Linked DNA regions of Homo sapiens: region 1 is linked to region 2. A link is an interaction called in ENCODE POLR2A ChIA-PET data of the cell type or tissue named here. Cell type or tissue: OCI-LY7. All regions are shown on one strand. Each heading gives the region's core, and the rest is flanking DNA. Links, peaks and the distances in the headings are about the cores only.

Region 1 (15,928 bases), core at 5,934-9,933, 100 kb after region 2:
AATCATATTAAAAAGTTAAAAGCCTTTACAAGCTCAAAATTAACTACTCTAGACTCCGTCTGGGGAAGGAAACAGAGGCTGTCCCATGCTGCACCTCTGTTGCTAAGGTTTTGCGCTTTCACAGTAGCGGTCCAGGTTCAATTCCCCACCTAGGAAGTAAGTCGTTTCTGGTTTAATACCTGCATGACCTTGTCTATTCTCTTCTCCTCTGTGGACTGTCTTAAATTTTCCTTTCTCTAAGCACCTGGGAGGTTACCTTTGGTAAAGTTCAAAAGTCAGAAATATCGGCCGTTTGGCATAAGAAATTCTAAAAGGACTTTATTAAAGAGTGCTATGGTTAAAATCAGTACTATTAAAAGCGGATAGTTAAACTCTAACAGCCTAGACTCCTTGGGAAAAACAGGAGGAAACAGAGACCACTTTCCTGGCCCTGTTCTTCCGGGGGCTCCATCCTAAAGCCAGTAATCCAATGAAGAAACTTAAAAACTGGCAAATGAAAAATTTTACAACTACTGTAGTATAATCTTCTGTCTTTCTTGTAGCTACATATGTGTTGTGTGTAATGTTTATATATAAGAGCTCTAATTAATTGGCTGAAACAAAAATAAGCACTTACATCAAATATTTTAAAAGCAAAATAGAAACTGTAATGCCTTTTAGTTCATATAACTTTAGTAATCTTTGGGAAAAACAGCTTTTAAAATTATTGTTAAAATAAAAACATTTAGTCTAAATTATGCAGGTCAGATATTAAGTTTGCTAAAGGCTTTAAGGTCATAAACTGCTGCTTTAACTTTTCCAAAATTGTTCAATTTACCTACCTTAAAGCCATGAGGTTCTAGATAAGGCCTGGGGACATGTGGAATTAGCCATGCCCCTTTGCTATACAAAGAAGATTATTAAGAAAGGGATTTTATGTAAGAAAGGATCTTGTATGGGAAATTCTTGTCCTAAAGTAAAATGACTGGTTGTCTAACAGGAGGGATGTTTAGGGCAGGTCAGAAAGTCCAATAATATCTCAGATGGTCTGTGTAAGTCATGAAAGGATTTGTGAAAGGGAATTTATGCAAGAAATGTCATACAATTCAAAGGTTGTTAAGCCTTGTAAATGCTTCATAAAATGCCACTATGACTCTTGCTGTACAACTTGCCTGCTTTATAGCTAGGTAAGGCCTGGGGACATGTGGAGTTAGTCATGCAACCTAGCTATGCTGGAGAGTCAGCTCTTATCTACACTTCTGTCTGGTGTGTCCTAGGCTAGGCGCCACACCTTGTATATAATTAAAATCCCGAACTTACCAAGTTTTTCACCAAAAATAAAAGTTGCTAAAAGTTAACGTTATAATATGTAACTAAAACTACTAAAAAAAATTTTACATGCAAGGTGTGTAAAGAAAGTAAAATGTGTTTTTGGCGAAAGATTACAAGAAGGCATGGGAATGTGCATTTTTTTTGCCTAAGGGGTTAAAGAATTGTTTTAAGTTAGAATAAAGGTTTGAACAATTGTGGAGGGTTTGTAGAAAATTAATTGTAAAAGAGATTCTGTGTGTGGACATTGGCTAAATTAAAGGAGTATTATTCAGTTTTTCTATAAATTAAAAATTGGAATAAAAGCACAACAGATTTTTCTTAGAGCAAAAACCTGCTTATGATCTGCTATTTAACAAAAACTTGTAAAGGGTTATAAAAGGTTTATAAGAATCTTACCTTATGGTCAAACTGATTAAGATTGGATCGATATATTTATAAGGTTTTATTAAGAATTGGGTTTGACATTGATAATGCACTAATGCAACAGTGACATTTGGCTTATTTGGTACAAAAATCATACAGGGAGCATTGTCAAATATAAAATGGTGTTTGGTTTTCTTTGGGCCATATTTGTATAAATATGTTATTGGTATATATATTCCAAAATCATGGGAAACTCTTATAATTCTGATATGACTTAGTGTACATTATCAGTAATAATGATAATCGTTACATAAAATCATTGTATGCCATGGAGGTAACAAATTTCCTTGTCAATTGTTTCTTTGATCGTGGCTCCCCTAAAACATTTTGTCAGCCATAGACAATTGTTACCTGGTTTTTTTTCTTTTTGAGACAAAGTTTCTCTCTTGTTGCCCAGGCTGGAGCGCAATGGCGCAATCTCAGCTTACTGCAACCTCTGCTTCCTGGTTTCAAGTGATTCTCCTGCCTCAGCCTCCTGAGTAGCTGGGATTACAGGTGCCCACCACCATGCTCAGCTAGTTTTTGTATTTTTAGTAGAGATGAGGTTTCGCCATGGTGGTCAGGCTGGTCTTGAACTCCTGACCTCAGGTGATCCAACTGCCTCGGCCTCCCAAAGTGCTGGGATAACAGGTGTGAGCCACTGTGCCTGGCCCAATCGTTACCTCGTTTTAATCCTCTTTAAAAGGTGATTTATAATCAATTATAGAACTCTAATAGGTGTTCTTAAATGCAGGTTTTCTGATAACTTTGGAGATTGTGTCATCAGAATAAAGGAAAAAACTTTCAGAACTCTAATGGAGAACTGAAATATTCATAACTATCAAACAGAAGTTAACTATATGGACTAAACTGAAGAAGTCTAATCTTTTTAACTTTGCTTAAAACATTGCTGATCCTTTGTTTTGTTTTTCAGAGTCAAGGAAACTTTTCTTTTGAGCTATTTACAGCTTTTAACAGTTGAGTGTACTCCTATGAACAGAATTTGGAGCATATTTATTTTTATTTCTTTGTATTTAATTTCTCTAAAATTTGGAAACTGTTTGTAAGTATTCTTAACTTATGGCAATATAGTTATTTGCATAGGTGCAATAAAAATCCGTTTTCTTTTGTAACAGGACACAACGGGAGACATTGGTTATTTTGCTAAGGCTTTGACTGGAACAGCATGTTTTCCTTTAGGGTATTAAACCTAACATATAGAGCCAATAAAAGCCCCCTGGGGGACTGGCCTCATACCTTGCCTAAAACAGTCTCTGTGCAGAATTTCTAACCTGTGGTGAGTAAAGAATGTCACTTTCTGACAGGTCATGGAGCCCCAAGTTATCTTGTGACCTCGAGAGGAAAAAAATTTACCCAACTCAGGTATTTGAGGGTGCAAACCCATGGCTGGGCTCGGCTGTAAAATAGTCTTACCTGAGGCAGAGCAAAGTGGATCCCAGCAGTTTGGGAGGCCGAGGTGGGCACATCACTGGAAGTCAGGAATTTGAGACCAGCCTGGCCAATATGGTGAAACGCTGTCTCTACTAAAAGCATAGAAAAAAAATTAGCTGGGCATGGTGGCAGGGCCTGTAATCCCAGCAACCCGGGAGGCTGAAACAGGAGAATCACTTGAACCCAGGAGGTGGAGGTTCTGGTGAGCCGAGATAGCACCACTGCACTCCAGTCTGGGCGACAGAGCGAGACTCTGTCTCAATTTAAAAAAAAGAAGTCTTATCTGAAATTCCTTCTATGGAATAGAGTTCAAAGCCAATTTAAAATGAGCTTATGTGAAAAATAATTATTCTTGCTGTACAAATAATCAGGCCAAGTATAATAAAGCAAATCGGTCTTACCATGATTTGTCTTTAGTAAAAATAGGAAACTGGAGAGAGAAATATTACATTTCAAAAACTGGTATACTTTGTATTAGATTCTAGTCTTATCAGTTGTTTTTAAGTTTGTTTCTGCAATTTAGTCTAACACTGCATATTCCTGTGAACCAACCACTGATGTCTAACTGCTGCTCAGAAGAAACAAGAGAGATGGGTAATGCAAAAATCTGGATCAGTATTCTAATTCTGGGCACATTACAATCAGCTAACAACCCCATATCAGCTTAGTTCCAACAGTTGCCCAGTTCATGAAAAGCTTTCTAATTTAGTTTACTTGGAATAACTTTACTTATTTTCCTTTACTCTTGTGAAATATATTGCTGTTATACTCTTTGTGTAGGAATACAGGACAAGCTTACTAAATGTTTTCTTAAATTAAACACTTATTAATTTTCCAAATACTCTTTGTGTAGGAATACAGGACAAACTTACTGAATGCTTTCTTAAATTAAACATTTATTAATCTTCCAAATATCACCTTTTGTTGAAACTCAAAAGTTATAAATGGACCTTACCATACTAATGCTTTCTGACTGAGCTCCTCTCTACCCTGAATGCAAGAGGCCCTCATAGTTAGGCAGGAATATCATTGCCCCTATTCAGCATGAAGAAGTTACAGAAGACGGATCTTTATGCCTCTGCAAGCCTTAGGATTAAGGGTTTATAAAAAGGGTGGGGGGAAATGTCAGAGGTGTGTGAACCAGAGCAACTCCATCTGAAATAGGAGCTGGGTAAAATGAGGCTGAACCTACTGGGCTGCATTCCTAGAGAGTTAAGGCATTCTAAGTCACAGGATGAGACAGGAGGTCGTCACAAAATACAGGTCATAAAGACCTTGCTGATAAAACAGGATGCAGTAAAGGAGCCAGCCAAATCCCACCAAAACCAAAACGGCCACGAGAGTGACCTCTGGTTGTCCTCACTGCTACACTCCCACCAGCACCATGACAGTTTACAAACGCCATGGCAATGTCAGGAGGTTACCCTATATGTTCTAAAGAGGGGAGACATGAATAATCCACCCTTTGTTTAGCATATCATCAAGAAATAACCATAAAAATGGTCAACCAGCAGCCCTCAGGGTTGCTCTGTCTATGGAGTAGCCGTTCTTTTATTTCTTTCCTTTTATTACTTTCTTAATAAACTTGCTTTCACTTTGCACTGCGGACTTGTCCTGAATTCTTTCTTGTGTGAGATCCAAGAACCCTCTCTTGGGATCTGGATCAGGACCCCTTTCCTGTAACAAGGGGATAAGATTCAACCTATTAAGACTGGAGTGGTGACATTAATTTCAGACAGAGCTGACTTCAGAGCAAGGAAAATTATCAGGAATAAAGACAAACTTACATAATAACAAAATGGCCAACTCTCTAAGAAGAAAGAACAATCCTTAATGTGTTCACCGATTATGAAATTGATAAGTTAAATAATTCTATAAATGTCATGAAATTGGATTAATAATTTTAAAGCTCCGCCAAAGTGGCCAAACTGCCACAGATCCTGACAATTTCATCTGGATCCATTGTACCCTGCTGGGCCACCAGTGGACTGGGGGCTTCCTGTGTGGTGGTTGGCTTCTGTGTCATGACTGATTTCTACCTTCCCACACCTTATCATGAAAACACTACGTTCCTGTTGTTCTGACCATGAGGTCTCAGGGTTTGGGCTGCGCTGTGAAGGTCAACCTTACCTCATTGCTGATGGCTTTCTTGTACACAGTAGGCTGCTACTTCATGTTTCTAGAGAGAGTGGAATTTGAATCTGCTAAGAGGGCTATCCGCTCTCCTGGGACTATGCAAGCTTCATAATGCAGCCATGAGCTTGTCTCTGTGCCTTTGAGTTTCATGAGCTTTTTCTATAGCAGCATCCTGCAAAAAAGAAAAGAAACAGCCCATCTGGAGGTCAAGAGGTCAGTCTCTGGCTGTGTTTTTCTCATTGAAGTAATATACCTTTGGTCCTCGAATCTTTTCAACCTATTTTCTTAAATTCCTCCTAGAAAGCAGGGAATGAGAATTGGATTTCTGTAAGAGAGGGCGCAAGTTTTCTGGGTACGTCACCTTGTTTTTGATGACGTTTGGAAACAAACTTGATCTTGGTTTCTACACCCTGATCTCCAAAAACACTTGAGAAGAACTGAAGGTCTTGTGTATGTGTTGTGTCCTTCCTTCGGAGGAGGGATGGGGACACTAGAGGAAGGTTCTGTCGAGGCCCCTGTAAATGATAAAGGAGCATTTCTCACACGAAGATCCAGGCACACATCTTCAAGGAACTGTGAATTTATGAAAAATTTTTAAATTCTTTTTTTTGTTTGTTTGTTTTGTTTCTTAGAGCTTGGGGTCTTGTTATGTTGCCTAGGCTGGTTTTGAACCCCTAGGCTCAAGCCATCCACTTGTGTAGCTGTGACTACAGGCAGACGCCATTATGCTTGGCTTAAAATTCTTGTGTTTTTATTTCAGTGATAACCTAACAAAAATATTAGTGTAAACACTTTTGAGGTTGTCTGGAGGACCCATATGTAGATATGGCCATTGATTACAGCATCATTTGGTGTCTTGTCATTTTACTTTAATAATTGCAGGCTCAGGAGGAAGGAACAAAGGAGAATATAAAGTAAAAACAGTGCATTCTTCCAATGCAAAGGCCAAATGATGGCAGGGCTTGAAGAAAATTTCACAGTGGTTCAGAAGGAGACAGTGATGGGAGACCTGAGTCATCATATGGAACACAATGGTGGAGGAGTTCTCTGTAGCATGTTCCAGTGTGAGCAGCAGTTTGGGTCTAGCAAAACCAGTATTATTCATCACATGGAATTAATAATGTCAATTATCAATGAGGAAAAGTAATTAAAATTTAATAGTATATATTGGTTAAAATTTTATCTCATCTGTTGTTTTGCTTGTCTCAAATCTCTAAAATTATTTACATAAGGAAATCCGTTATTGAGTTTTAACTTTACATGTTTAAGAAACATTTTGACTAAAATAATCAAAAACAATACTGGAGGGCCACACAAATGCTTTTCCTTTAAGTGTTGTGCTGCCATAGAATAATTTTTGAACTGGAAAGTTCTTGGGAGATTTAGTAGAGAGGAAGCTGAAACCCCAAGAGATTAACAGACTTTTCCAAGGTCAGACAACACATCCTCAGCAAGGCTATGATTAGGCCCTAGGTCTCCTGATGTCCACCCCAGGCCCCTTTCCAAGGCACGGCTGTTCAGAAGAGGGCTCCAAGAAGGTGGATTATTCAGGCCCAGGTGATTGGATGGCCATGCCTTCCCTAAAACAGAGGCTGGGAGCTTTACTTTTTCTTTTGCAGGCCACTGGCACATGGAATATATCAACTGTGGGCCAGGCACAGTTGAAAAACAAGAAGAGAAGTTTAGAGACAAGATTCAACATCAGTCTCCACTCCACCCCCAGCAACCCCACCAAAACCAGCATTACCATATACTCCACCTCCATCACGTTTGTGTAGGTACAGAAGATGACAGAGGATGTGCTAAAGGGCTATTTTGAACATTTCTAAATGGATGCCACAGATTATATGCATTAGAGAATGAGCTTCTCAATGGTTCTTTACTGGTAGGTTTTTGTTTGTTTGTTTGTTCGTTTGTTTGTTTTTTGAGACAGAGTCTCACTGTTGTTGCCCAGGCTGGAGTGCAATGGCTCTATCTCGGCTCACCCCAACCTCCGCCTCCCGGGTTCAAGTGATTCTCCTGCCTCAGATTCCAAAGTAGCTGGGATTACAGGCGCGTGCCACCACACCTGGCTAATTTTGTATTTTTAGTAGAGATGGGGTTTCTCCATGTTGGTCAGGCTGGTCTCGAGCTCTCAACCTCAGGTGATCTGCTCGCCTCGGCCTCCTCCCAAAGTGCTGGGATTACAGGGGTGAGCCACCGCGACCGGCCTGGTTTTTTTTTTTTTTTTTCTTAAAAAAAAGAGATCCATTTCTGAGGGCATCATCACTGAACTGGGAATATAAATTCTGAAATTTAAGTTCCTGTTTCTTAACCTTGAGTACACAGTGAAATAACAGCGGTAGTGTAATTATTGATTTTCAGGTTTTCAACTTGTACTTGTACTGTTTGTAGAGGAAACCCATCTGAAACATTCTAACATAACCTACATTTCATTGGTTCTATCCAACCACCAAATAATGCAGGAATTTCTTCAGGCATTTTATAGGGGTGCCCAGGCTACCTTGCAAATGTTTACAAACACGTTGAATTAGTTACTAGGTGAGGTTAGCCATTTCAGCAGTTTAATTTCTTCTGCTCTGGCCCCATCATCTTCACTTCCCAATTGTTTCTTAGGTCTACTCCTGCTCTGCTTCCAGCTGATCGTACTACAGCTTCTCCGAGACCCCCACTCCTCCCATCTGGCTAACCCCTGCGTCTGCAGCCCCCCACATGGTGCCTGCATAGCCCTCATCTCCCAGAATTCTGTTGTGAAGAGAAATGCCTTAAAGGGTCTATAACCTATTTTAAGATGATTCTGTGTAGACAGTGTAATAGAATGAAATTTTTCTTCCCCCTGGTGCTGTAAGTCACCTTTTGAAGCTCCCTAATTAGGAATCCACTTTCCATATCCATTGGAGGATTCTTCACATGAGGTCCACTGACCGCCCAGGAGTCTCAGGATAGAATTTAGGAAGTCCATCAACCGGAATGGAAAAAATTACATACTTATTTCACTATCTTTAAACTGAAAAACTGCATTTCCTTCCATTACAAAAGTAGGCAGCAAACCCCAGTAGGAGAGGAGCAGTAGCTCTGCTGTGCAGGAGTCCCAGGGACTCTCACTGATGTCCCAGTTGCTGCAGATATCTCCAAATATTTTTTACATTTGTCATCACTTCTAAATGACACTAATTATTAGATTTTCCACTAGAGCTTGTTATTTCAAGGGATAATCATGAAGCACATATATTACTATAGCACAAATTTGATTTTTTCTAGTATTTTGAGAACTATATTTCAAAATAATTGCTTTCCTTTGCAAAGCTATGTATTTTATTTTAATTTAAAAGATTACAATAAAAGAGTAAATGCATTTTTTTTTTCAGAGAAGAGAGTCATAGCCTTCTCAGAGTGCCAAAGGAGTCCATGGCACAAAATTTTTAAGAAACCCTCATCCTTAGAAGGTTAATTATCTGAGGGATGTTAGATATTATTCTTCATTTGTAGAACGAGAGATGTTCAAGTTACGAGCTTTGCTCCTGTATCACTGGGACACAAGCATGAGAAGACCCGGTAGTACCACGCTCGCAAGTTCCACTTAGATCTTGGACCCGCTTTACATACGTCATCGTCACCTGGTCCTATAGTTGGGACGTTACCATGTTGGCTTTTGAGTGGCCTTTTCTGGCACGATGTGGGTTGAATTGTGCTCCCCCAAAATATATATTGAAATCCTAACCCCTGGCACCTATGAATGGGACCTTTTTTGGAAACAGGGTCTTCGCAAATGGAATCGAGTTAAGAGGAAGTTATACTGGAACAGGGTGGGCCCTTGATCCAATATGACTGGTGTCCTGATAAGAAGGGAAGAGCCACACCGAGAGAAGAATGTCACATGATGATAGAGCAGATACTAGAGTGATGCAGCTGCAAGCCAAGGAATGTGAAGGATTGCCGGCAGCAACTCGAAGCTCGGAAGAGTCAAGGGAAGATTTTACCCAGAGTCTCAGAGGGAGCCTTGCCCCGCGGACACCTTGATGTCAGACTTCTAGCCGCCAGAACTGTGAGATAATGAATTTCTGCTGCTTTTTACCATCAAGATATCATTACTTTGTTACTGCAGCCCTAGGGAACGAATCCAGTGTATGGGTGCCAATAAATGGAAAGAGGTGGGAAACCACAGAGGTCACAAAACTGGTTGTGTGACTTTGGGAACCTAGTTGCTAATGAGACCTGTACATTGCAGATTCCAGTCTGAGACGTACAATGATTGGTACGTACCATCTGGTTGTGAGGTTTTGGGGAATGAAATATATAGCTTCCGCCCACTTCCAACTGGCAGAGCCTAGAGATACCCAAAATAGCAGTACAAATGTTGGGCCTAAAGATGGGTTTAGCTCAGCTGAAAACAGAATGCCTCTCTCCCTTTTTGTGTTACACTCGGCTAAAGCTGCTTCCATCTCACAAATGCTTCAAGGAAAATTGCCTCCTTCCATTTTTACTCATTGTCCCTTCTTTCCCTGGGGCCCAGATATAATAAGTTCAGGGAAGGCCGGGTGCGGACCAAACTCAGTAGCAAATCTATGTTAGTTCCATGACACTCTGCCTCCTCTTCCTTTGGATGAGTTCTCTCCTAGGGAGAGCTCTATCCCTTAGGCAGAGACATAAGCAAATCTACCTATTAAGTGTGCTAGACTTCCATCTTGTCTACTTCCTAAGGGTAGGCAGGGTCTCCTCTAAGTTGGAAAATACAACAGCCTTGTTTACCTGAGAAGACAAACCATGTCGTCATATATCAGGCTACTAATTCAGACACTCATTTCAGAAGACTTTTTGAGCTTCCAGCCTCAAAGTTCTAGGGCTTTGAACTTCTTGCCTCCCTGGTTTGGATACTCAAGGAAAGGATAGTGGGGATCAAGAATCACTAGAGACAAGGACATCTCGATGCTTGAGTCAGCCAGTACGCTATAGCTGCTGCTCCTTCCCTCTTAAGTTCTATTTCCTTTGTGCTTGACTCCCTGCGTTCAATATAGACCTCCCCACTGCGATCACTACTTTCTGCTCTTGCCTGGAGATGTATCCTGAAGTCTATCCCCACTCCCAATAGATTTATATATAAAGCCTTTAAAATACATGAGAGCATTCATAAGAACCACCCAATCTTTCAATGAATAGTTTGTCCTGGACTAAATGCAAAGTCAAATATTGAGCTCAGTAAACTTATTACACTCATGTAATCTAATCTTCAAATGTCAGAAAAATTACCTTCAACCTTTTCCTCCATTCTGGAAAGAGAAACTGCAGCTCCTTTGGCCTCATATAAAACCTTCTTCGAAGTCTCCAGTCCTGCCCTCAAATCGAGTTTGCAGTTGTTGCTCAAAATATCTACGATCTAGACTTTCGTGTTACTAAACTACTCTGCTCCATCTGGTATTTTTGGCCACTGAAGCAGCTCTCATTATTGATTGATTGATTGAGATATAATTCGCATACCATGAAACCCATCTGCTTAAAATGTACAATTCAGTGATGTTTATTATGTTCACAGAGTTGTGCAACTGTCACCACTATCTAATTCCACAACATTTTCATCAACCCTGAAGAAACCTGCACCCATTAGCAGTCACTCTTCATTCTCCTCTACCCCAGCCCTTTGCAAACACTAATCTACTTTCTGTCCCTATGGATTTATGTTCTTTATGTTTTTCAACCCATTTCCAATCCCAATAGTCCGATACAGTCCTATTACAGGTGGTTAGACAGGCATGAGCGGGCAATGCCCCTCAGTTGAATCCTTTCTTCTGAGGAAGCAAGAACTGAGGTTGCTGCAGACCTGTAGGGATTCATTGCCAGTAACCAGGACAACTTCCATCAGTAACAGTTCCAACTAATTACTTCTGTAGTGAAGGCCTACTATACCCGAGACTCGTTTGAAAGGCCGACCATATTAAATCCTTCTTACTCAAAATGTAAAGAAAGAGGAGCCGGTGGCCTTACCCATCCCTAGGAGGAGCTGGGAGACAGGGGCTAAGGAAACGTGCAGCAGCAAGTGTGAAAAAGCACTGGACACCCTCACTTGGTCAGCTTACGCCAACATTCTTTATTAGCAGTAAGGTTTCTGATAACCATGGAGAATGTTTGTCAAACTCAAGAACCTTTGTTTCTAACTCCTGGAGCATTGCTGTAGGCAGTTGCTAGCTTCCAGTGCAAATAGAAACAAACTTAAATGTTCACTGGATGAATGGAAACTTGATTCTCTTAATACAGTCCACTTGGGCTCCATTTGTCTTCACAGCAACCATTTGCTGGATTTATTGCTCAATTGACATCATTTATGCATTCCTTCTGCCAGTACCATATTGTGTTGATTACTATAGCTTTTTTTTTTTTTTATACTTTAAGTTTTAGGGTACATGTGCACAATGTGCAGGTTACTTACCTATGTATACCTGTGCCATGCTGGTGCGCTGCACCCATTAACTCGTCATTTAGCATTAGGTATATCTCCTAATGCTATCCCTCCCCCCTCCCCCCACCCCACAACAGTCCCCATAGTGTGATGTTCCCCTTCCTGTGTCCATGTGTTCTCATTGTTCAATTCCCACCTATGAGTGAGAACATGCGGTGTTTGGTTTTTTGTCCTTGCGATAGTTTACTGAGAATGATGATTTCCAATTTCATCCATGCCCCTACAAAGGACATGAACTCATCATTTTTTATGGCTGCATAGTATTCCATGGTGTATATGTACCACATTTTCTTAATCCAGTCTATCATTGATGGACATTTGGGTTGGTTCCAAGTCTTTGCTATTGTGAATAGTGCCGCAATAAACATACGTGTGCATGTATCTTTATAGCAGCATGATTTATAGTCCTTTGGGTATATACCCAGTAATGGGATGGCTGGATCAAATGGTATTTCTAGTTCTAGATCCCTGAGGAATCGCCACACTGACTTCCACAATGGTTGAACTAGTTTACCGTCCCACCAACAGTGTAAAAGTGTTCCTATTTCTCCACATCCTCTCCAGCACCTGTTGTTTCCTGACTTTTGAATGATCACCATTCTAACTCGTGTGAGATGGTATCTCATTGTGGTTTTGACTTGCATTTCTCTGATGGCCAGTGATGACGAGCATTTTTTCATGTGTCTTTTGGCTGCATAAATGTCTTCTTTTGAGAAGTGTCTGTTCATATCCTTTGCCCGCTTTTTGATGGGGTTTTTTGATTTTTTCTTGTAAATTTATTTGAGTTCATTGTAGATTCTGGATATTAGCCCTTTGTCAGATGAGTAGGTTGCAAAAATTTTCTCCCATTTTGTAGGTTGCCTGTTCACTCTGATGGTAGTTTCTTTTGCTGTGCAGAAGCTCTTTAGTTTAATTAGATCCCATTTGTCAACTTTGGCTTTTGTTGCCATTGCTTTTGGTGTTTTAGACATGAAGTCCTTGCCCATGCCTATGTCCTGAATGGTAATGCCTAGGTTTTCTTCTAGGGTTTTTATGGTTTTAGGTCTAACGTTTAAGTCTTTAATCCATCTTGAATTAATTTTTGTATAAGGTGTAAGGAAGGGATCCAGTTTCAGCTTTCTACATATGGCTAGCCAGTTTTCCCAGCACCATTTATTAAATAGGGAATCCTTTCCCCATTGCTTGTTTTTCTCAGGTTTGTCAAAGATCAGATAGTTGTAGATATGCAGCGTTATTTCTGAGGGCTCTGTTCTGTTCCATTGATCTATATCTCTGTTTTGGTAACAGCACCATGCTGTTTTGGTTACTGTAACCTTGCAGTATAGTTTGAAGTCAGGTAGCGTGATGCCTCCAGCTTTGTTCTTTTGGCTTAGGATTGACTTGGTGATGCGGGCTCTTTTTTGGTTCCATATGAACTTTAAAGTAGTTGATTACTATAGCTTTGTAGTAAGTTTTGAAATCAGAAAGTGTGAATCTTCCAACTTCGTTTTTTCCTTTCAAGATTGTTTTGGTTGTTTTGATTGTCTTGCATTGCCACATGAATTTTAGTATCAGCTTGTTAATTTCTGCAAAAAGCTGAGATTTTGACAGGCATTGCAATAAGTCTACAGATACCAGTCTAGGTAGTGCCACCATCTTAACAATATTAAGTCTTCTGATTCTTGGACATGAGCTATCTTAACACTTAATTAACTCTTCTTTAATTTCTTTAAAAAATGTTATGTGGTTTTCAGAGCATTTGTATACTTCTTTTCCTAATTTTATTTCTAAATATCTTATTCTTGATGTTATTATAAATGGAATTGTTTTAATATCATTTTTAGTTTGTTCATGACTGATCTATAGAAATACAATTGATTTTTGTACCTTGATCTTGTATCCTGCAACTTTGCTAAACTTGTTTTGTTAGTTTTTAATAGGCTTTTAATGCATTTCTTAGAATTTTCTATATGTAAGACAAAAATCCTCTGAAAATTGAGTTTTATTTCTTCCTTTCCAATCTGGATTCCTTTAAGTTCATTTTCCTGCCTAATTAACATGGCTAGAGGTGGTAGTGCAACACTGAATATAAGTGCCAAAGCAAATATCCTTGTCTTGTTCCTGATGTTAGGGAGAAAGCAGATAGTTTTTCAACATTAAGTATGATATTAGCTGTAGGTTTTTCTTTTTCTTTCTTTTTTTGTATTTTTAATAGAGACAGGGTTTCACCATGATGGCCGGGCTGGTCTCGTCTGGAACTCCCGACCTCAGGTGATCCACCCACCTTGGCCTCCCAATGTGCCAGGATTACAGGCGTGAGCCACCACACCTGGCCAGCTACAAGCTTTTCATATGTGCCCTTTGTCAGGTTGAGAAAATTCCCTTCTATATTTCTAGTTTGTTGGGTGTTTTTATCATGAGGGAATGCTGGATTTTTTCAAATGCTTTTTCAGTATTGATTGAAATAATCGTGTGGTTTTGTCTTTTATTCTATAAAGGTACATTACATTTGAGGTAGTAGGTGGGACTCAGCTCTGCAGGCAGGGCTTGGACACCAGACCAAATTGAGGACTAGCTAAGACAGACACAGGGCAGAAGCAGCTTTTTGTAAGCCACACCCACCAGCGTGCCATGTCAGTTTACCATTGCCATGGCAACATCCAGAAGTGATTGCCCCTTTCCATGGCAACAACCCAACAGCCTGGAAGTTACCAGCTTTTTTCTAGAAATTTATGCATAATCTGCCCCTTAATTTGCATATAATTAAAAGTGGGTACAAATAGTACTGCCTCTGAGCTGCTGCTCTGGGTATAGTGCCTATGGGGTAGCTTTGCTGCACAAGGAGCAGTACCTCTGCTGCCACTATACACTGCTGCTTCAATATACGTTGCTGTTTCACACCACAAGTTCACACTTAAATTCTTTCCTGAGCGAAGCCAAAAACTCTCCCAATTTTGGGGCTTGCCTGCCCTGCATCACATTGATTGAACTCATCTTGCATTCTCGGGACAAATCCCATATGTTTATGGTGTAAAATCCTTTTTATACATTGTGGGATTCAGTTTATTAGTATTTTGTTGAAAATAAATGTTTGTATCTATATTCATAAGAAATGTTGGTCTCTAGTTTTATTTTCCTGTGGTGTCTGTCTGGTTTGTGTATCAGGGTAATTCTGGTCTCATAGAATGCAGTGCAAAGTGTTCCTTCCTTGTCAATGTTTTGGAAGAATTTTTGAAGGATTGGTATTAGTTCTTTAAATGTTTGTTAGAATTTAACATTAAAGCAATCTGAGCCTGCCCCCCCCTTTTTTGTCAGTAGCTTTTAATTAATAATTCAATATCTTTAATTATTATAGGCTTATTCAGATCTCCTATTTTTTCTTAAGTCAATTTTAGTAGTTTGTGTATTTGTAGAAATTGTTCAATTTCACTTAAGTTTCCTAATCTGTTGGCCTACAGTTCTTCATAGTATTCCCCTATAATCCTTTTTATTTTTGTAAGATTAGTCATAATGTCCCTTCTTTCATTCCTAATTTTAGTCTTCTAGTCTTTTCCTTGGTCAGTCTAGCTAAAGATTTGTCCATTTTGTTGATTTTTTCAAAGAACCGTCTATGTCATTAATTTCTGCTCTAATCCCTGTTATTTTCTTCCTTACATTTGCATTAGTGTTTAGTTTGCTCTTCTTTTCCCAGTGTCTTAAGGTAGAAAGCTAGGTTGTTAATTAGAGACGTTTCTTCTCTGTTTAGTATAGATGCTTACAGCTAGAAAAATTTCCCTCTGATCACTGCTTTCCCTGCATTCCACAGTATTGTTATGTAGTGTTTTCATTTTTATTCACCTCAAGGTATTTTCTAATTTACCTTGTGATTTCTTCTTTGACCTATTGATTATTTTGAATTATGTTGTCTAATTTCCACATATTTGTGGATTTCCCAAATTTTGCTCTTATTAGTTTATACTGCACTTTCAAGTATTTATACTGTTTTTTAAAAATGCATAATCACCTTTACCAGAGCTTTTTTTTTTGCATGTATGTGGCTTTGAATTCCCATCTGAGGTTACTTGTAGACTCTCTTAAAGGAAAAGGGCCGGGCGCAGTGGCTCACGCCTGTAATCCCAGCACTTTGGGAGGCTGAGGTGGGCAGATCACAAGGTCAGGAGATTGAGACCATCCTGGCTAACATGGTGAAACCCCGTC
Region 2 (15,928 bases), core at 7,830-11,829:
GGATTTCTTTTGGGGTGATGGAAATATTTTGGAATGAGACAGTTGTGATGGTTGTACAAGTCTATGAGTATACTTCAAAAACCCACTGAATTATACACTTTAAAAGGTGAAGTATGATATGAGAAATTGTATCTCAATATTTTAAAAGTCAACAACAGCAAAAAGCATGCTTTTGTGTTCTATTCCCTAAATCTTTTCTAAAATGTTTATCTAAATGGTATTTTAAATATTGTGTAACCAGAGGACAAAATGTAATCTCTGCTCAAGAGCTTTAAGCTTATAGTTCTTTCATGGATACAAATTCATTCATTAGATTGTGCACGGGGAGGAGAAAACAGCAAATGATAAAGCAAATGGGTCAAACTGTCAACAGCAGGTGAATCTGGGTAAAGAATATGAATGTTTTTGACTATTTTCATTCTTAAAAATTTTCTGAAAGTTTGAATATATGCCAAAAATTTGAAAAAAGAAAACCACTACTGTAAGACTTCTAAAAATCTCAACGTTTGAACACATTCACTCTTTTAAAAAGATATACATCAAGCAATTGTAAATTCACTTAAATTATGCTAAGTTGGAAATACTGATTACAGAGGAGGTTGGTATCCTTACTGTAGCCACAGATTAAATGTGCCAAGAACATGCTGCTGACATGTCTGTGACTACAGTGGTATTATAGCCATCTTAAAACACTCAGTGGTATTACAACCATCTTAAAACACTCAGTTAAAATGATGCTTATGCCAACACAGCTATTGTGCAGGGATTTTATCTTGCATTACATCTTGTAATATAATATTTATGATTGGAAATATGGTATATCCATACAGTTATCTATATTGCATACTCATATATAATCTATAAGATCACATTCTAAATATTAGATAAGTAATCCATATCTTGTTTTTTAATAAAAAAAGAAAAGAAATAATAAAGAATATAAATCAATAAAGTAGAAAGCAGAAAATAGAGAAAAATCGAAGGAAACAAAAGTTTTCTGTTTGGGAAGATTAACAAAATTGATAAACATCTAGCTAGTCAGTTTGAAAAAAGAGAAGCCAGGTATTGTGAACATAAGAAATGAGAGACTGAATACGACTATACTTTCTATAAACATTAGAAGACTAATCAGCAAATATAATTAACAACTCTCAGTTTATGATACGGACAAATTCCTTCAAAGACTCAAAATACCAAAGGTCACTCACAAAAAACTAGCTAACTTGAATAGGCTTATATGTACTTAAGAAACTTATTTTGTAGTTAAAATCTTCTCACAAAGATAACTCCAGGATTAGATGTATTTAACGATGAGTTCTCCCAAATATTTAAGGGGAAAAAAAAAATCATACGCAAACTCTCCCAGAAACAGGAGAAACTCTCCAAACTCATTTTACAAAGCCAGCATCACTCTGATCCCCAAAACAAATAAGGGTATTAAAACAAAAAAACTACAGACCAATTTCACATCTTATTACAGATGCAAAAATTCTTGTCAAAATTTCAGCAAATGTAATCCATTAATGTATAAAAAAGATAAAAACATCATGACCAAGTGGGATTTATCCCAGGAATGAAATACTGTTTAAATATTCAAAAAAAAAACTTCAACATATAAGACTTAAAAAACAAAATTAATCATTTCAAAAAACAGACAAAAAACATTGGACAAAATTCATCATCCATTCATGGTAAAAGATCTTGGCAAAATGGGCACAAAAAGAACTTCCTTAAGCTGATAAAAGACATGTACAAAAGATATACAGCTATCATCATACTTAATGGTGAAAGACTAAATACTTTCCATTTAAGATTAGAACAAGGTAAGATTGTTCCTTCTCACCACTCCTATTTAACATCATAGTGAAAGAATAAATGAAGGTAAGAGGGCAATCTTCGTGCCAATAAAACGCAAAGAAAAAAAAAGTATGTAGACTGGAAAAGAGAAAATAAAACTGTCTTTAGACACAGACATGATATCTCCTATAACACCTATAAAAATTCTACTAGAATTTTTTTGATTCTGGTACAATTTTTACAGGTGATACAGGATATAGGAAAGTAGTAAGATTAGGAAAGTAGGAAAATGCAAGGCCAACATATAAAAATCAATCATATTTCTAATAACAGCAAGGAACAACTGGAAAATAAAAATCAAAACCATTTACAATTGCATCAAAATACTAAGATAAATATTTGACAAAATACAGCTGGAAGAAATTAAAGAACACCTAAATAAAAAGAAAGATATACCATGTTCATGCATCAAAAGAACCAATATTGTTACAGCAATTTTCCCCAAATTGATCTAGACAGTCAATACAATTCCAATCAAGTTTTTTGTTGTAAAAATTTACAAGATGATTCTAAAAGTTATACAGAAAAGCAAAGGACCCAAAATAGTAAAAAGAATTTTGAAAAAGAAGAACAAGATTGGAGGACTCAACATTGCCTGATTTAAGACTTAAAATCATAGTAATCAAGATGGTATAAAACTGACACAGATAACAGATGTGTGAAATAGAACAGAGACTCCAAAAGTAGACCCCCACATATATGGTCAACTGATTGCAACAGGGTGCCAAGGCAATTCAATTGGGGAAAAGTAATCTTTTCAATAAGTCATGCTGGTACAAATGAATAGCCACATGGGAAAGAAAAACAAAAGAGAATCTGGATGCTCCAAAATTTACAAAAATCAACTTGAAATGAATAACAGAATTTATGTAAGAGCTAAAATTCTAAAGTTCCTAGAAATCAACACGGGAAAATTTTAGTGATCTTGAGTTTGGCAAAGATATTCTTAAGTAGGATACAAAAAAGAAAAAAATCTTGAACTATAAAAGAAAAAAAGATGAATTGAGAGGTGGATTAAAAATTTTTTTTTTAGCTTTTACTCCTCAAAAGACACTGTTACAAAAGTAAAAATACAAGCCACAGACTGGAAATAATATTTGCAAAATGCTTATCTGACAAAGGACTTGTATCCAGAATATGTAAATAACTGTTACAACTAAATAAGAAAACAAACAGCTCAATTTAAAAAAATGCAAAAAAGATGTGAACAGACATTTAAGCAAAGACAACATGAATAGCACATGAAATAAGAGGGCACATGAAAAGATGCTCAAAATCCTTAGTCATTAGGAAAATAAAAATTAAAACACCAGGAGACACCACTACATAACCAATAAAATGATTAAGATGAAAACTTCTTACCATATCAGGTGTTGGCAAGGATGTGCAGGAAGTGGAACTGTAATACCCTGCTAACGGGAATATAAAATGGTGCAACCACTTTGGATAACATGTCAGTAGTTTCTTTTTTTTTTATTTATTTTTTTTGAGACGGAGCCTCGCGCTGTCGCCCAGGCTGGAGTGCAGTGGTGTGATCTCGGCTCACTGCAAGCTCCGCCTTCCAGGTCCAAGCCATTCTCCTGCCTCAGCCTCCTAAGTAGCTGGGACTACAGGCACCCGCCACCACGCCCGGCTAATTTTTTGTATTTTTAGTAGAGATGGGGTTTCACCATGTTAGCCAGGATGGTCTCGATCTCCTGACCTCGTGATCTGCCCGTCTCGGCCTCCCAAAGTGCTGGGATTACAGGCGTGAGCCACCGTGCCAGGCCAGTAGTTTCTGAAAAAGTTGAACACATAACCCACCAGACATTCCATTTCTAGGTATTTGCCCAACTGAAATGAAACGTATGTGTGAATGAAAATGAAAGACTTGTACATGAATATTTAGGGAAGCTTTATTTGTAATAGTTCAAAAGAGGAAACAACTCACATTCCCATCAACGGGTGGGTGGATAAACAAATTGTGATACAGCAACACAGTGGAATACTATGCAGTACTAAAACAGTCAAACATGCAACATTACAGACAAATCTAAAAATAATCATGCTGAGTGAAAGAAGGGAGACAACAGAAGAGTAAATACTGTATGATTCTGCTTATACAAAGTTGTATAATATGCAAACTAATCTAAGTGACAGAAAGCAGAAGAACTGTCGCCTGGGATTAGGAAGGGAGGTAAGAAAATTCTACAAAGGGTCACAAGGAAATAGAGAGTGCACACGTTCACACAATCTTCACTATGGTAATAGTTTCACATGGGCCATAACTCAAACTGTACACTTTAAATGTGTGCAGTTTATTGTACATTAATTATACCTCAATAAATCTGTTTATTAAAAGTCAAGGCCAGGCGTGGTGGCTCACGCCTGTAATCCCAGCACTTTGGGAGGCCGAGGCGGGTGGATCACAAGGTCAGGAGATCGAGCCATCCTGGCTAACATGGTGAAACCTCGTCTCTACTGAAAAAAAAAATACAAAAAAATTAGCTGGGCGTGGTGGCGGGCACCTGTAATCCCAGCTACTCGGGAGGGTGAGGCAGAAGAATGGCATGAACCTGGGAGGCAGCGCTTGCAGTGAGCCGAGACCATGCCACCGCACTCCAGCCTGGGCGACAGAGTGAGACTGTCTCAAAAAAAAAAAAAAAAAAAAAAGTCAGTATTTATTTTTACACCCCACACAGGGCTTGCTTCTTTTGGTTACTTTTATACAATAGCTTCTGAAGGATTCCAAATCATCATCTCACATCAACTACATGAAGGCCTTACTCCAAAATTGCAACCATTTTCCTTGCCTTATTTCTTGTACCTGCAAACCCAAAGGCCTATCATTACTAAATCCTCCTTCTGAGAAACACATCACTATGTTTTGTGAGGATGATGGCTACCAATCTCATTACGTGTCTTTCTTACAGAATATCCAAAATTTCAGCACAAGACAAAAAATAAAAATACATCTATACATATAGATACCTTATCAAGCCAATATTTAACCACTTCATTAAAGCAGTGAATGGAAAAAAGTATTTCCCCATGAAAAGTGTTCGCAAGGCTTTATAGTCTACATTTTCGTCTGTATGATAGTTAAAATCATTAACTATAATCAAATACATACATATATAAAGATTTAAAAAGCTACGTACCTAAGATGTGTGTGCTCTACTGATTATAAGCTATGTTTCAATTTAAAAACAGTCAAAGTTTGAAGATAGCAGTGCTGTGTTTCATGGACATTCCACCTTTCCTCTCCCTGACTGTCCTTGTGGCTTCTGTAGCCCTAGTCCTCTCTCCAGTATGCCATGATCCTAATGTCCCTACACTTGCTTCTCCCCCTGCTAGCAGCTCTACACTCTGTGGCAAAGAGCATCAGGACAGGGTCTCTTTACCGGATATTCCCCTTCAGGCAGCAACAGACTGGGAGAGCAGTTAACATCACTGACTTAGAAATAATTTTTTTTTTTTAATTACGGGTTTCTCAGAAATCATGTAGAAGTTGAATGAGTTCAGAGCCAGAACTAGGGCATGGGTCTGCTGATTCCAAGACTCCAATATCTACCACATCTGCATTCTGGTTTATCAGCTCAAGATTCCAGTCTAGTTTCTCAACACTGTGGAATGAAAAACTGCTCAGCCATCAACTTGTAACCAAAGATGACTAATATTTTAGCCAATAAGGATTAAAAGGAGGAAAACGAGCTTAGTTTCCAGGTACTAATATCCTTTTAATAGCCTAAATTTGCAGTAAAGAAAGTACAATAAGCTGGAAATAGCCAACAAACCAAGAGGAACTCATTTCCTACAGAACACATGCACTGTTAATTTTAGGGATTTACCAGAGTTGCACATTTTAAAGTTAAAATGATAGAACCAGAGAACAGAAGCAGAGAGCAGAATAAGTCAACAGTTCACTGATGGTGCAGACTCACATTCAGCACAACCAGACATATTGTAACAGGAAAAAAAAAATCCCTTTAAGTGAAAATAAGGATTTAAGGAAGTTAGAAAAACATGGAGTCAGTTAGGTTTGGTGTGTAGGTTCTGGTCTACTTTTGTAGTCTGTAGTTCCAAAGACAATTGAGTTTTGTAAGCCCCTGTGATGGTAATATGTGTCTGCTTCATTCTTCTAGCTCTGCTGGAGCTCCCACTGGATAGCTTCTGGTGCCACACAGCGGGGTGGAAGGCACATCCTCAGGCTGCACAGTATGATTAGGCCAGTGGGTAGGGGACTGCCAGACCTGAGGGGTGAATAAGAGCATTTCCCGTGGCTTGTTCTACAGTCACCTCACTGGTAAGCTTCTCACTCTATCTCTGCTGGGCCACTGTTGTGGGCAGACTAGGCCTGCTACTGCCACTGGGTAAAATGTCTCATTGGCAAGTCCCTCCTGGGCTTCCCTTTTCCTGATCCTTTGGCCAGAGAGGACAGGGTTTTCTGTTTTTTGTTTTTGTTGCTGTTTATGCCTGTTGGCAATTTCAAGTTGTACTCCACTCCAGTCTGGGATACACGGGGGAAAAACACAAACACGCATACACACCACACCGCCCCAACACACATGCATGGAAATTACTCCAGTCCAGTGTGTTTCAAGTCCTAACGTCCCCTAGCCAGTCCACCCGCTTTCCACCTTTTAGAGTCCTTTAATACCATACAGGATCAGTGAACTTGAAGACAGATCTAAAGAAGTGTTCAATTTCGGCCAGGCGCAGTGGCTCACACCTGTAATCCCAGCATTATGGGAGGCCAAGGCGGGCAGATCACGAGATCAGGAGTTCAAGACCAGCCTGACCAACATGGTGAAACCCCATCTCTACTAAAAATACAAAAATTAGCCAGGTGTGGTGGCGCACGCCTGTAATCCCAGCTACTTGGGAGACTGAGGCAGGAGAATCGCTTGAACCCGGGAGGCGGAGGGTGCAGTGAGCCAAGATCACGCCACTGCACTCCAGCCTGGGTGACAGAGCGAGACTCCATCTCCAAAAAAAAAAAAAAGAATTGTTCAGTCTGAACAGCTGCAGAAAAAGTAGGCTGAAACAAAAAAATGAACAAAGCCTCAGGGACCTCCAGGGCAATAATGAAAAATCTAACATTAGGAGAGGAGAAAAAATGTGACGCTGAGGGAGGATTTGAAAAATTAATACAGGAAAACTTCCCAAATTTGGTGAAAGACATAAACTTACAGAGCGAATTCCAGATAGGATAAACCCAAAGAAATTCATATCAAGACACATCACAAACTTCTGAAAACTAAAGACAAAAAGTCTTAAAAGGAACCAAGAAAAATGACACATTACCTATACTAGAACACCAATTCGAATTGGTGTTCAGTCTGAAACCATGAAAGTGCAAAAGGAGTGGCATATTTCTTAAATGCTGAAATATAAGAACTGAAACATAAGTACTGTCAATTGTGTGGGCCCAGCACGGTAGCTCATGCCTACAACCCCAGCACTTTGGGAGGCCGAGGCGGGAGGGCCACTTGAGCCCAGGAGCTCGAGACCAGCCTGGGCAACACAGTGAGACTACATCACTACAAAAAAATTTTAAAAATTAGCTGGGCATGGTGCTGTGCATATGTAGTTCCAGCTACTCAGGAGGCTGAGGTGGGAGGATTGCTTGAGCCCAGGAGGTCAAGCTGCAGTGAGCCATGATTGTGCCACTCACTGTACTCCTACCTGGGTGACAGAGTGAAACCCTGTCTCATTAAAACAAAAACAAAACAAACAAAAAACAACAGAAAACTGTTAATTATGAATGCTATAACCAGCAAAGCTATCCTTCAAAAAAGAAGGTAACATAAAGGTATTAGCAAATTAAAAATTTTGTCACTACCAAGCCTACGCTTAAAGAAGGTCTAAAGGAGTATCTTCAAAAAGAAAGAAAATAATAAAAGGCAGCTTGGAATTTCATAAAGGAAACAAGAGCAAAGGAAGGGGTAAATATAAGAGACCATCCTTTTCCATCAAGTTTCTTAAATCATACTGACGGTTAAAACAAACTTAACATCTGCTGTGCTCAATGTATGGAAATGAAATAACTTCAGAAAAGTGCATTTTAAAAAACAGAGAAGGCAAAGAGACCTTAATGAAAGTCAGACAAAACCCAACTACATACCGTCTAATAAAACTTATTTCAAACACATCAGTTTTACATAAAAGGTCGTTAAAAGATATATCATGCTAACATTATTTTTTAAAAACAGGTATGGCTATGTTAACACAGATAAGGTAGATTTCAGAGGAAAGAAAATTACTAGAGACAAAGACATTACATAACGATACTTTAAAAATCAATCCATCAATAAAAAAATACTGCTCCTAAAAGTAAATGCACCAAACAACAGAGTTGCAAAATAATAAAACAAAAACTGATAAAGCTAAATTACAGGTGGAGATTTCAACACTTCACTGTCAGCAACTGGTAGAACTAAAAGAAAATTAGCAAAGACAGAAAAGAACTGAACAACAATCAACCAACAGGATCTAAAAGACATCTCCAGAACACTCCACCCTACAACAGAATATTCATTCCCTTTAAGCTACCGTGGACCATGCACCAGGACAGACCATACCCTGGGTCATAAAACAAACCCCAACTATTTTAAAATAATTAAAATTATTCCATTTTCCAACTATAATGCTGGTGAACCTTAAGTTCATATGATTTCCAATCACAATGTAATCAGACTAGAAATCAGTAACAGAAACATAACACAAAAATCTTCAAACACTTCTGTATACCACATGTCTAAACAAATCATTGGCCAAAAAGCAATAGAACAGCAAAAAATACATATACGTAAATAAAAATAAAAACGCAAAATATCAAAAAACAGTTCTGACCGAAACACTTATGTCACAGTGACGCTTATATTAGAAAAGAGGAAATGGTCTCACATTAATAATCTCTGTCCCCTACTTTAAGAAACTAGAAAAAGTAGAGCAAAATAAATTCAAAGCAAGTAGAATGAAAATTATAAAAACAAGAGCAGAAACCAATGAAATTGAAAACAGGAAAATAACAACAACAAAAATCAATGAAATCAAATACTGGTTCTCTGAAAAATAATCAAAACTGAAAAGGCTCTAGCAAGACTGACAAAAAGGTGAAGACACAAAGCACAACCATCAGGAATGAAACAAGGGATAGCTTCATACTATAGCCATTAGAAGATTACTAAGGGCATAGAATGAATAACTTTATGCTCATAAATTTGACAACTTTGAAAATACGGACCAATTCCTCAAAAACCACAAACTACCAAAGCTCAACCAAGATGAAGGAAATGGCCTGCATATACCCATAACCATTAAAGACAGTGAATTTGTGAAGAGAAAGATCTCAGCCGGGCGCAGTGGCTCACGCCTGTAATCCCAGCACTTTGGGAGGCCAAGGCGGGTGGATCACCTGAGGTCAGGAGTTCGAGACCAGCCTTACCAACATGGTGAAAACCCATCTCTACTAAAAATACAAAAAATTAGCTGGGCGTGGTGGCGTGCGCCTGTAGTTCCAGCTACTCAGGAGGCTGAGGTAGGAGAATTGCTTGAACCCGGGAGGCAGAGGTTGCAGTCAGCTGAGATCACGGCATTGCACTTCAGCCTGGGAGACAAGAGTGAAACTCCATCTCAAAAAAAAAAAAAAAAAAAAAAACTAAAAAAGAGAAAGATCTCCAAAAAAGAAATTCCCAGGCCAAAATGGCTTTACTGGAAAATTTTACCAAACATTTTAAAAAGAATTAGGGCCAATTTTACATAATCTAGTTTAAAAAAACAAAGAACATTTCCCAACTCATCTAATGAAGCTAGTGTATTACTCTTGACATCAAAGCTAGACAAAACCATTGCAAAATTTTTTTAAAACTATAGACCACTATTCCTTATTAAGTTAGATGCAAAAACCCTCAAACAAATACCAGCAAACTGAATCTAGTAATATAGAAAAAGGACTACACACCATAAGCAGAATTTATCCGAAATATGCAAGACTGAATCAACATTTGAAAAAAAATTAATGGAATCAAATATACTAATAAATAACAAAATCATATGATCATGTCAATTGATGCAAAAAAAATCATTTGACAAAATCCAACATCTCATCATGATACAAATTCTCACTAAAATAGGAACAAACTGGAACTTCCTTTACTTGACAAAGAGCATCTGCAAAAATCTATACCTTAATGGTGAAAGAATGGTTTTCCCCTAAGACTGGGAAAAGGTGATCCACAACTTTTTTTCAGCACAGTACTAGAAATTCTAAGATACTGCAATAAGGCAAGGAAAATAAAATGCATACAGATCAGGAAGGAAGAATAAAATTGTCCGTATTGGCAAATGATACGATCGTTTACATGGAAAATCCAAAGGAACCTGTGAAAATCATCTAAAACTTCTAGAATAAGTAAGTTCAGCAAGGAAGCAGGATATAAGATTAACACACAAAAATCAATAACATTTCTATATACTAACAATGAACATATGGAAACCAAAAAGTTAAAAACAAGACACTATATACTAACAATGAACATATGGAAACCAAAAAATAAAAAACAAAACACCATTTACAATCACTCTGGAAAGTGAAATACTTGCAATCACTCCGGAAAGTGAAAGCTATGTACAGGATCTATATACTAAAAAATTTTAAATGCTGATTAAAAAAAGAAAACCTAAATAAATGAACATATATAATAGAGTACTTAACACAGGAAAAATGTCAATTCTCCCCAAATTAATATACAGGTTTAATGCAATTCCTATCAATATCTCAGCAACATATTTCATACACACAAACTAGCTTATTCTAAAATTTGCATGCAAAGGTACACACCCTAAAATAGTCAAAACAATCTTGAGAAATAAGGAAAAAGTGACAGAAATTACTTTCCCCAATATTAAGGTAGAGTAAGAGTAAGGGTAGTATTATTCTAGTAATAGAGTACCTGAGAGAGTGTGACATTGCCAAAATGACATGCACAGACTAATGGAATAGAACAGATGACCCAGAAAGAGAGCCACACAAATATGCCCAATTGATTTTGATACAAGTATGAAAATAATCCACTGGAGGAATTTTTTCAATTTTCAATAAATGGTGCTAGAGCAACTGGACATCCACAAGCCAAAAAGTGCCAAATATTTTTGTATCTCGGAACCAACTTGCTAAATGGAAATGTGAAATAGTTACAATGGCCCATCAGATAATTTCTTGATTATACAGAGAACAATTATATTTTTACTCCATTCTTTAACTCATGTGGTATTGATCTCCTATTACTTTGATCAAAGTTTCAGGGTACAAATTAAAATTTCGATTTTTTTTCAAGGAAAGTTTATAAATAACAGGTCATACTCCAAAGTGGTAAAAGAAAAAAAAGACTTAAAGTTTGGAAAATTTTCTTGGGCATAGTAGTAACTGGGGTAAAAAGAGAAAAATTTATGTCAAAGTGAGAATGTGTTATATATATTTAAAAATATTTCTCTTTTTTCATTAAGTAGTGTAAACTAGATTTTTTTTTTACTACTAAACATGACTTTTGTAAATACATGGTCCAAAAATTTTATTCTCTATTAGTCTTTAATAGTTTATTCTCCATCTCTGACATAAATTTTAAGTTAAAAAATTATCCAACAGCGGCTGGGCACGGTGGCTCACGGCTGTAATCCCAGCAGTTTGGGAGGCCGAGGCAGGCAATCACCTGAGGTCAGGAGTTTGAGACCAGCCTGGCCAACATGGTGAAACCCCATCTGTACTAAAAATACAAAAATTAGCCGGTGTGGTGGCATGTGCCTGTAGTCCCAGCTATTCAGGAGGCAGAGGCAGGAGAATAGCTTGAACCCGGGAGGCGGAGGTTGCAGTAAGCCGAGATCGCGCCACTGCACTCCAGGCTGGGCGACAGCGTGAGACTCCGTCTCAAAAAAAAAAAAAAAAGTTATCCTACAGCAATAATTTTTAAAATGAAGTTAAATGTTTGAATAAATGTGAGACTTTGTTCACATTTATTCCAAAAGGAAAAAAATTGAAAGACACCAAATTTGGCAACTTCTAAGCACAATAATGTTTACATAAAAACAAAAAGCAAAGAAACAAAAATTTTGTTGTGCCTGGTACTTAATGATTTACATAAACTAAATTTTAGCATTACTATGAATTTTAGTTTATTATTTTTAAAATTTATTTAGTCACATGTTTTACTTTTGACTACATACATATGAAACAACATTATATATTTTATTTTTCCCCCTCTAGTAACCAGGCACAAATTTTAATGTACTTCTAGTCTGTCCTGGCTTGCTTTGAAATTCAAGGGATACTATTTTGGTGCTGACCACTGACTATAAACAGAAAGTACCAGCTAACTCATAGGATGGGGAGAGGCAAGGTTATTTCATGATCTCATTGTGGGATGAGGCAAACCTAAACTTAAAAAAAGAAACAAGTTACCTCTTCAAGACATTAGTTTAAAAAAAAAAATGTGCTCAAGTGTTAGAACTTCTATTCCAAAGGACAAAAGTTTCCTGTTTTGAAAACATGCGGGAAAGCTTATACCTGCTGGCATGGCTGCCAAGTATGTTGACAAATAATGAAAGTTTCAAAACTAGGCCTCTGAAATACAATTAGCTAATGTCATAGTAGGTGCCTTGATTATTCCAAAAAAAAAAAGATAACTTTTAACTAAAAGCTACTGCACATAACCACAGTGCTAACGGCTAAGGCTGGACCTCCTCAAGGAACTCATACACTGAGATGAGACACAGACGAATAAATCAAGTACTGGGTGCTCCAGGTGCACTGAAACCACCAAATTCAGCCACAAGGGTTTATGGAGTGGTTACGTCTGAAGGAAGAGTCAGGTGAACACGGAGGTTAAGGTAGGGCATTCCTACCAGAAAGCACAACAGTGCAAAGGAATTTGAGGTATGAAAAATCATGGTTCTTTAAGAAGATAAGTCATTTCATAGGTCTGAAATCTGGGGAGCATTGAAGAGAATTAAGAAGAGGCTGGAGAGGGGGGCAGAAGCTGAGCCACCATCCACACCAAACCCTGGAAGTTGTGTGCTATTTTTCCCATTTTCCAGTAATTTGCCCAAGGTCAAACTTCTGGCAAGTGGCAGAGATGAGAGGACAGATCAGGTCTGCATCTCTACAAAGCTCAAGCTCAGGCTGTCTCTCAACGACCTTCCAATACTTAGAATAATCTCCCAACAGGTGCAGCTTCCTGAAGACAGAGAAAGCCCATGGTGAAGTAGAACAGTAACAAACCCTGAAACCAATCATTAAAGTAGCTGTTCTCAAAGTGGAGTTCTTGGACCACTGCATTAAAATGCCTTGGTACTCAGCAAAAGGTAGATTCTGGGCCTACATTCAGACATACTGAATCGCATTCTCTGAGACTGAGCCTGGGAGTCTGCATTTTATGATACCCACAAGCTTTGAAGGCTGGTGATTTAAATGCCTGTTACGCCTAGGGCAAGTGACCAGATTTGAAGGGGCATATGAAGAAAGGAAAGGCTTAATTCAACTTCAGATAAATGGGATCTGAGTTAACAATGAGCTATGCAAGGAAAAATGCTGAAGCAGGCAGTTCCAAGACAGTACTTGAACTTGGGGAAAGGGACACCAACAGAGGGACGAAACTGAAGCTCTCAGCTTTCAAAAATCAAGGAAGAAATGGTAGAGGGCTGAGCTCTGCAACTTATTACGGGCAGAACCTCCCTCCAGCAGCAGTGGAGCACTGACAGTGGAGGTTTATGAGCAAGAGGAACAGAAGAGGGCATGTGTCATGGAAGCCAAGAAAGGGCTCAACAGTGTCAAAGACTATCCCACAGAGAAAAGAAGAGGACAGAGGGGCAGAGACTTGAAAATAAGCCACCAGAGTTGGCCAATTGGAAGCCACTGGTAAGTCTTGAGACAGGTTTCTGAGTGGCAGAGAGAAGCCAGACTCTAAAGTAGATGCCTTGGAAAGTCAAGAAAACAGGAGAAGAGAAAGGAGAAGAAAAGCTCTATCTGAAGACTGAAGTAAAGAAACGTGGGGGGAGACACAAACTGAGGTTACAAGAAGGGAGAAATAGAAGGAGCTGACGCTGGAGGGTCTGTTTCAATGAGCTAAGATACAAGGTCATCTGTGTCTCTGGGGAGGTGGGGAAGAGCTGGACAGGTTTGAAGAACCAACTGCTTCAGCCCCATGGTCAAGGCCTGGAAGAGCCACTGTGGTCCTGACTCTCAAACAGGGAAGTATTTTCTTGGCGCACCTTTTACTGTAGAAAAGGTTAACCTACAGAATAGTTAAAACAACTGTATTTATCAGATTTGTTTCAGCACATTCTCCCTTTCTCTCTCTCTCATATATATGAGAAAAAAATATATATATGTCTGCGTGTGTGTGTGTGTGTGTATCTATATATGGTCAAACCATTTGAAAGCAGGCTACAGACACCACAACACTTCCCAGTAAATACTTTCAGCACAGATCCCTTAAGAACAAAGACATTCTCCTACATAATCACAATTTTATTACCACAGCCAACCATTTTAATACTGACATATAACATTTAAAAAATACAGTCGGTATTTAAGTTTCCACCCCAAAATGTCCTTTATAACCTTTTTTTTCAGTCCAGCATCCAATCAAGGATCATGCATTACAGCATTATATTTGGTTGTCACTTTAGTCTCCTTTAAATTACAACAGTCCCCCTCAAAAGTTTTTGTCTTTCATGACATAATTTTTGGAGAATCAAGACCTAGTGTTTTACAGAATATCCCACAATCTTGATTTGCTTTATTGTTTCCTCATGATTAGATTCAGGGCAAATATTTTTGGTAAGAATAATATAGAAATGACATGCAACCCTAACAAGAGACTGATATTTCAATTTGTCACTACTGGTGATATTAAATTGGATCACTTGCTTAATGTAGTATCCACCAGATCTTTGCATCACAAAGATGTATTTTTCCCTTTGTAATAGATAATTCATAAAAAGAATTTTGAGATAGTACACATATACCCAATAATCTTTACCAATAATTTTTAGCATCCATTGACAATTCCTGCCTGAGTCAATGATTACAGTGGCAGTTGTAAAACGGTAACTTTCTAATTCAATCATTCCTTGTACATTTACTAGAAGGCATTCTTTGGTAATGTCATTTTTATTTCCATCCACCTTCTTCATGTTTAAGTATCACTATGGACTCATATTTTCTTCCAATATAACTGATTACTTTTTTTTTTGATGTTCAAAATGTTCCAAATTTGGCCAATGAGAATCCCTTCAAGCCAGTTTTTGTGTTGTTCTAACTTGTTTCCATTAGTCCTGGAGCACATGTTTGCTTTACGACACAAAATGATCCAGTATCATTTTGCAGTTTTCCTGTCTGAGCCTTAGATGGTTTCACTGGTTAATTCTAACAAATGATGCTAAAACGGCTTAAAAGAAATAAGACTAATTCTATAAAAATGATTCAACATTGTAAGAAAAATCCTTCCCAACTCATTTGATGAGACCAGCATTAATCCAACACCAGAAATAAAAATAGCATACAAAAACTAAAACCAACAGACTTCATTAATGCAGACATAAAAAATGCTTAAAGGTGTTTTACCAAATTGAGTCCAGCAATATGTAAAAATGAGTAATATATAACATCCAAACAGAGTTAATACCAGAAAAGCAAGGATGGTTTACATTTTTAAAAAGTAATGTATTTTACCATATTAACATTCTAAAAAAAGAAAAACTAGTTACTTCACCATCTTAATATAGAGAAAAAGAATTTGATAAAATTCACCAATTCATGATGAAAATTACCAGTAAGCCAATAGAAAGAACTTCCTCAGCGATTATGAACACTTATTAAAAACTTACAACTGACATCGTACTTGATGGTCAAAGACTGAATGTTTCCCCCCAAAATTGGGAACAAGGAAAGGAAGCTGTAAACACTATCTAAAAAAAAAAAAGGTGCTATTAGAACAAGTAAGGTTATAGCACGTAAAGTTAATAACAAATATCAATTACATTTCTATATACAAGCACTGAACAATTGAAAAATAAAATAAAATATAATTTC

What was found. Peaks named below come from ENCODE experiments on the same cell type or tissue, not always from the same donor. Only the 100,000 strongest peaks of a DNase experiment are listed, where the experiment ranks them.
Region 1: POLR2A ChIA-PET joins it to region 2 with 6 read pairs; 3 of 35 experiments call an interaction of 5 or more read pairs at or near these places.

Annotation. Positions count from the first base shown.
Region 1 is chr2:98,049,143-98,065,070 of GRCh38, forward strand. It overlaps LOC105373501 (a long non-coding RNA gene), which reads right to left and starts at 3,257. Exons shown (of 3, transcript XR_923092.3): 1 at 3,148-3,257. RefSeq lists an enhancer at 5,013-6,212. In OCI-LY7, for the core only: no CTCF peak of the experiment used is centred there; no DNase peak of the experiment used is centred there.
Region 2 is chr2:97,945,331-97,961,258 of GRCh38, forward strand. All of the region lies in intron 1 of TMEM131 (transmembrane protein 131), which reads right to left. Among named protein-coding and RNA genes, the nearest start is that of TMEM131, 43 kb to the right of the region's middle. RefSeq lists an enhancer at 12,505-12,584. In OCI-LY7, for the core only: no CTCF peak of the experiment used is centred there; no DNase peak of the experiment used is centred there; H3K4me3 peaks cover 1,389 bases; H3K27ac peaks cover 1,135 bases.